Linked DNA regions of Homo sapiens: region 1 is linked to region 2. The links are chromatin loops, found by intact Hi-C in ENCODE. Cell type or tissue: K562. All regions are shown on one strand. Links, peaks and the distances in the headings refer to the core of each region. The heading gives the core; the rest is flanking DNA. Region 1 overlaps WDR64 (WD repeat domain 64). Region 2 has its middle 13 kb from the start of EXO1.

The links. Hi-C counts contacts between places; a loop is a spot of excess contacts. Peaks named below come from ENCODE experiments on the same cell type or tissue, not always from the same donor. Only the 100,000 strongest peaks of a DNase experiment are listed, where the experiment ranks them.
Region 1: a loop joins it to region 2, with 5 times the contacts of the local background. A loop is called at or near these places in 2 of 110 quality-filtered maps.

The regions. Positions count from the first base shown.
Region 1 is chr1:241,768,701-241,771,624 of GRCh38, forward strand. It overlaps WDR64 (WD repeat domain 64), which reads left to right. Exons shown (of 28, transcript NM_001367482.1): 17 at 704-805; 18 at 1,921-1,990. Among named protein-coding and RNA genes, the nearest start is that of EXO1, 78 kb to the right of the region's middle. In K562, for the core only: no CTCF peak of the experiment used is centred there; a DNase peak (open chromatin) is centred at 1,611.
Region 2 is chr1:241,833,462-241,836,385 of GRCh38, forward strand. No RefSeq gene overlaps it. Among named protein-coding and RNA genes, the nearest start is that of EXO1, 13 kb to the right of the region's middle. In K562, for the core only: CTCF peaks have their summits at 735 and 1,500; DNase peaks (open chromatin) are centred at 490 and 1,500.

The DNA of each region.
Region 1 (2,924 bases), core at 171-2,670, 65 kb before region 2:
CTATAATGAATGTTAAATGCAGCTTTAAGAGCCAGGCATGATGTTTCAGTGCAGGCATTTAGGGACTATTCCCCTGTTCCTAGGATGGTGCCTACAAAGTTCAGTGTTGACCTTGGAATCTGGGTCAACAGGAGACTGGAGCAGCAAGAGCAGGGTCCTCACTGGACTACCTGTTCTTCTCCACTCCATTATAAGCTCTTTAAGGGTAATAATATTTTATTCAAATTTATTACTCCACTTATTTAAAAAATATTAGAACTCTATTATTTAAACTGTATGAAACCAGCCCGGCGTGGTGGCTCCCATCAGTAATCCCAGCACTTTGGGAGGCTGAGGCAGGAGGATCGCTTGAGCCCAGGAGTTCAAGACCAGTCTGGGCAACATAGTTGGCCCCCATCTCTAAAAGTAAAATAAAATAGAGTTTTTTCCATAGGATTTTGTAGAAGTCCATTCTCTGATCTAAAGGTAGGAAGATTAGACAGGTTAGTTGAATTAAAAGACTTTTAAACCGTTGAGGATCATGATTTAACAGAACCTTGCTAAAAAAGCTATGTTCAAACTCTACTTCCTTGCATTTTCTTTTCATGTTCAATAATATTAGCATTTGAGGAATTGCCTAGCTCTGCAGAGGATATACAATCTTAGTACTGTAAGCTCCATAATTTGTGAATTTTTTCTCATATAAATGTATACTTACTTCTAGGTACCGACCTGAAGATTGCTTCACTGTAAACCCTGACTTGCATCCCAAGCACTTTAAAATTAATGACATACTGTTCCTCTTTCGTACCCCTGAATGTGCAAGGTAACTCGTTACTTACTGAACCAGTAATACTGTCTGGGACTTAGGTGGCTGATACATTAGGTTGATGCAAAATTAATTGTGGTTTTTGCCATTGAAAGTAATAGAAAGAGTTTACTTCATCCCAGCATTAAAGAAGGGACCACTGAAAAAAGACATCAGTTGGGTTGACACGTGGCTTCCGCTTTCTTCCCATAACTGTCATTTTGGAGGTGAGGTTCTCCTCAGGGATTTAAAGTGCTGTGTGGTCCCCTCACCATGTCAGCCTCACAGCACCCTTTATCACATAGCAGAGATGGAAAATGATCACTTGGCTTTACTTTTCGCCAAAATCTGACACAGGTGTGAAACAGAAGGAAGGACTTGCAAGGCAAGTATGGAAGGTCATATGGCAGGAGGTTTCATCCACCATCCACTATAACTGAGCAATTGTCATCCATTTCTGAAAGAGCAAGGGATTTAAGAAAAAATCCCTTTTTTCCTATTTATATTTGCATAAGAGCTCTGGTTTGCAGGCAATAGATAATGCCACACATAGCTTTGGAGAGAAATCAGAAGCTTCTGTGCTGGTTTGGGGTCACCCAGAGGTGAGCCAGAATGTAACCCCTTCCCTACCCCTTGGCATGAAATTTCATCAAAACTGTTCTGAGAATATTTTGAGGACTTATTCTGTAGACATCTGCACCAGACCTTAAGCCACTTTTCAGCCGGTTTCAGTGGAGTGCCACAGACTAGGATCTGGTGAGAACTAGACATTGTCAAGCAGGAAGTTAGACAGGCTTGTAAGGTCCCCCCACCACCACCCCACCCCTTGCCATTTCAGTGTAAGAGCCTCTGGGACTAAATCTAGCCTTTGCAGTGGGATAGGCAAGACTTTTATTTTCTGACAAAGGGAGCAATAAACCTTATTTGCTGAGGCTCCCCAAGAGTCTCCACCAATATCATACTGGTCAACATTTATTACACAGAATATAAGGCATGATTTGTTTCCTGAGTGGCTCAGTATCCACAGATGATGAAAGAAGCAATCAGCTGAAATTAAAGCAGAGAAGCACACCCTTTGAGTATGGTAGCATATCTTAAAGTTTTACCTGTGGGCTTCCCCACTCCCCTTATAGGAGATCAAGTCAGGATTCCATATGTTCTTCATCCCAGTGTGAATCCAGCAAAGGTCCACAGAGCAGTAAGGTAAGCAAGACACAGACAGGGTCTGTCTTCCTGTCATACTCAATGTTGGTTCAAAAATAGTGCTATTGAGCACATTTGAGCCCCTCCTTTGATAGAAGGTAACAGTGGAAGAATTCTGTGTGTGCATGCTTATATGTAAAAACGCATTGTTTTGCAAAAAATGCAATGTCTAAATTGTTTTTTCAATTTTATATATTTTTCAATTTTTATATATTTTTTCAAAGTTTTTGCATTTGTGAATAATCAATATACAATCACAAATAAAATAAATTATGCATGTTATTTTGATACTTAAAAAGTAAGTAATTTTAGACCATCTCTTTTGCTAAAATGTAAGTACTCTTTTGCTAAAAAGTACATATGTCACAGGGAGAAGAGACAGCAGGTACTGTAATGCAGTGGTTTTCAAACTGTTCTCAGTTCCAATTTTATATATTTTTATGCTTTACATTTCTAGTTAGAACTGTGTTTGAAGGAAAGTTGTCACTGCAAAAATTGTTTTTAAATCACCAGCATACTGGAAAGAATAAACTTACATGGAAGCAAAAGCCAGACAGATTGTACTTGAACCCAAGTCCTTCTTTTATTATCTGATTAGCTTTAGAGCTGCCACTTAATCTGAGTTTCTGTTTCTGTTTCAGTAAAAAGGGAATAATAAAGATGAAGTTGCATGGTTGTGAATACAATTAGAGATCATGTCAACCAGGAACCGAGCATGCATCAGGCATTTTTAATTACTCTCGTTATTATGCTGGTACCTCAACTGCTAGAAGAATGTTGTGTTATAAATTCTCTATTTCTGGACATGAAAATCTCTGCAATACATTTTTTTCAAAAAAAAATTAAAGTATAATTTTAAAAGTAATGCTTAGAAATGAAAATTCAACTATCTGGAGAATTTAATCACCCAGTATATCTCATTTTCTTACAATGT
Region 2 (2,924 bases), core at 177-2,676:
CCTACTGTATGTACTCAGTTTTTATAGGTATTAAATCAAAAGCCAGCAGAAAACATATTCATTTGGAAGTTCTTTATAATATAACTTGGCATGTCTAAGATGCGTTCCCATTGATTTTTAAAAATTTTACCTTGTCTTCAATGCAAACGTAAATCTTTTATGCATTTATTTCGATTGATGTAAAAATAACTTCTTTGTATAGCATAGGCTTTCATATATGATATGACGTAGCTGCCCTACTTATGAAAGGGCACCCAGAAGCCAAGATCCCCGCTGGCAGATGCACCTTTGTAATAATAATAATAGTACCTTGCTTTTTATAGTGTTTTGCATGTGGGCTGTCATTTAATCTTGATCATTTTTTTCCAGCTCTAAATTATAAGCACCTCTGTCTATATGTAAAGAACCGTTTTTCGCAATTCTTTATGTTTTCATAGATAAGAGAATTGCAGTCTTGGTATTGGCCCACCCTTCCTCCTTCCCTCCTTCCTTCTTTCCCTCCTCTTCATCCCTCCCTCTGTAGATATGTCTGCTTTTGAGTGATAAACATGATTTTAAGAATAAGCCTCAGAGAAGAACCACCTTTCAATGTCTGCTTGTAAGCCAGCGTGGTTATTTCCTACAGATCACCTCACTGGAATTAAAACAATGGATTTTTTTCAGTTTGGGAATTGTTTTTCACCCAGTTATCTGTGCAGGAACCCTACAGAATGGGAGGCAGGTTAGCCCCATCTCCTGGTTTTTCAGAGCAAAGAGGAAAAGGGAGAAAAAGCCACTATTGTCTGCTGTTTCTTGTCACCTACTTTTTGTTTGTTTGTTTGTTTTTTTATGGAGTCTCGCTCTGTCACCCAGGCTGGAGTGCAGTGGCACAATCTCGGCTCACTGCAACCTCCACTTCCCAGGTTCAAGTGATTCTCCTGCCTCAGCCTCCCGAGTAGCTGGGACTACAGGCGCCCGCCACCACGCCCTGCTAATTGTTTGTATTTTTAGTGGAGACAGGGTTTCACCATGTTGGCCAGGATGGTCTCGATCTCTTAACCTTGTGATCCATCTGCCTTGGCCACCCAAAGTGTTGGGATTACAGGTGTGAGCCACCGCGCCCAGCCTCTTGTCACCTACTTCTTATTTAATGACACTAAATGTGTATTTTGAGTAGAAGCTGGACCTTTTTTATTTCTATTTTAGTTTTCTCTTTCTTCTAAGTTAAATTTTTAAAACATTTTAAACTGTTTTATTTGGATTTTCTGCTTTCATTTTTTTTCCACTAAAAACAGCTTTGTTGCTTTGAATCCTCTTTATATAACTTATTGTCTTTGAAAATAGCCTTTTCTTTTTGTCCAGATTCTTCTTTCTATAGCATTTCTAGACATCTAATTTAAATAGAAATTAGTTATTTTCTGTAAGGCTTTTTTTCAGCCAGTTTCTTCCCATTCAGAGAGGAAAAAAATAGGAGATTTAGGAAAGCATGCCAGTTTCTTTCAAGCAAGTGTTGGCCTCTAGTGGATCAAAAGTGCTACACACTTTCTGTCTACTTTGGCATTCCGTGAAGAACTCTATATTTTGGGGAAACAATAAAACAGATTGCTAGTACTGAAGAAAAAAAGGAAAATACACTTCCTTTTGACAAATAGCATAAATTAATTGATAAAAATGACAAAATAGCATTAACAGAATTTGCTACCTGATAAATTTAAAACTTAGAAGTGTAAAAATACATCATAAATAAAATTCTAAGTCAAATAACAAACTGGAAAACACTTCTAATAAATATGACCTACAGATAGCAAAACACTTTTAATAAATTAAGAGTTTTTACAAATCAACAAACTATAAGAATGGATAAGCTTTTGCATGGTTTCCACTTATAAGATCAACTTACAAAAGCCATAGCATTTCTCTGTAGCAGCAATAATCAACTAGAAAAATTTAAAAGGAGATACAATCTACGGAAATAAAACAATAAAATATATGGGGACTAACTGAACCAGAATATACAATATCTCTGGGGTGGGGGAAGCTTCTAAATGCCAGTAAAGGACACAGATGATTATATAAATATATGGTTTAAAACAGGCTGATTTAATTTTCCAAGATGTCAAAGTTTTTTGAGTTAGACTTAATTCACCTAAATCCAATTAAATCTCATTCAAACGTCCAGTTTTCTTTTAGATAAACTAAATAAATTTATTCTAAAATTTATCTGGAAGAATAAATGTCCATAGATAGGTCAACCCTTTAAAAAGAAGAGTATAAAAACAGGACGTGTCCTGTCAGATACTAAGACATAGAACAATGTCAATAATAAAAAGTATGAATTGTGAAGAACAAATAACTAGACCAATGAAACAGAAGAGAGAGTTTAGAAACAGATCCATACACTCATGGGAACTTATACATAATAAAAATAGCACCACTAATCAATGAAGAAAAGACATAGATTTTAAAACAGACAATGTTAGTGAAACTTATTCACGTATGGAAAAAAATAAAACTAGATTTCTACCTAACACCAAATAACAAAGGTGAACTTCAACAGACCAAAAACCTAAATGTAAAAGGGAAGAAACTATAAAAATTAATGGAAGGTAACATAACAGAGTATACTGGTGATCTAGGGTGGGAAAAGACTTCTTAAACAAAATTTGCAAAGCACAAATCATAAGGCAAACAATAAATGTATTTACATCAAACTTGGAGATTTCTATACAATACAGGAATAATCAGCAAATTTAGCAGACACATGACAGAATAGGAGAAGACATCTCAAGGTCTAAAATTGATCTGCATCTAATATCTAGAATAGTTTTCTCCAATGGAACTTTCTGCAATAATGAATATGTTCTAAATCTACACAGTCCAATATGGTAGCCACTAACCACATGTGGCTATTGAGCACTAAATGAAAATAAGAAGAATTAAATGTA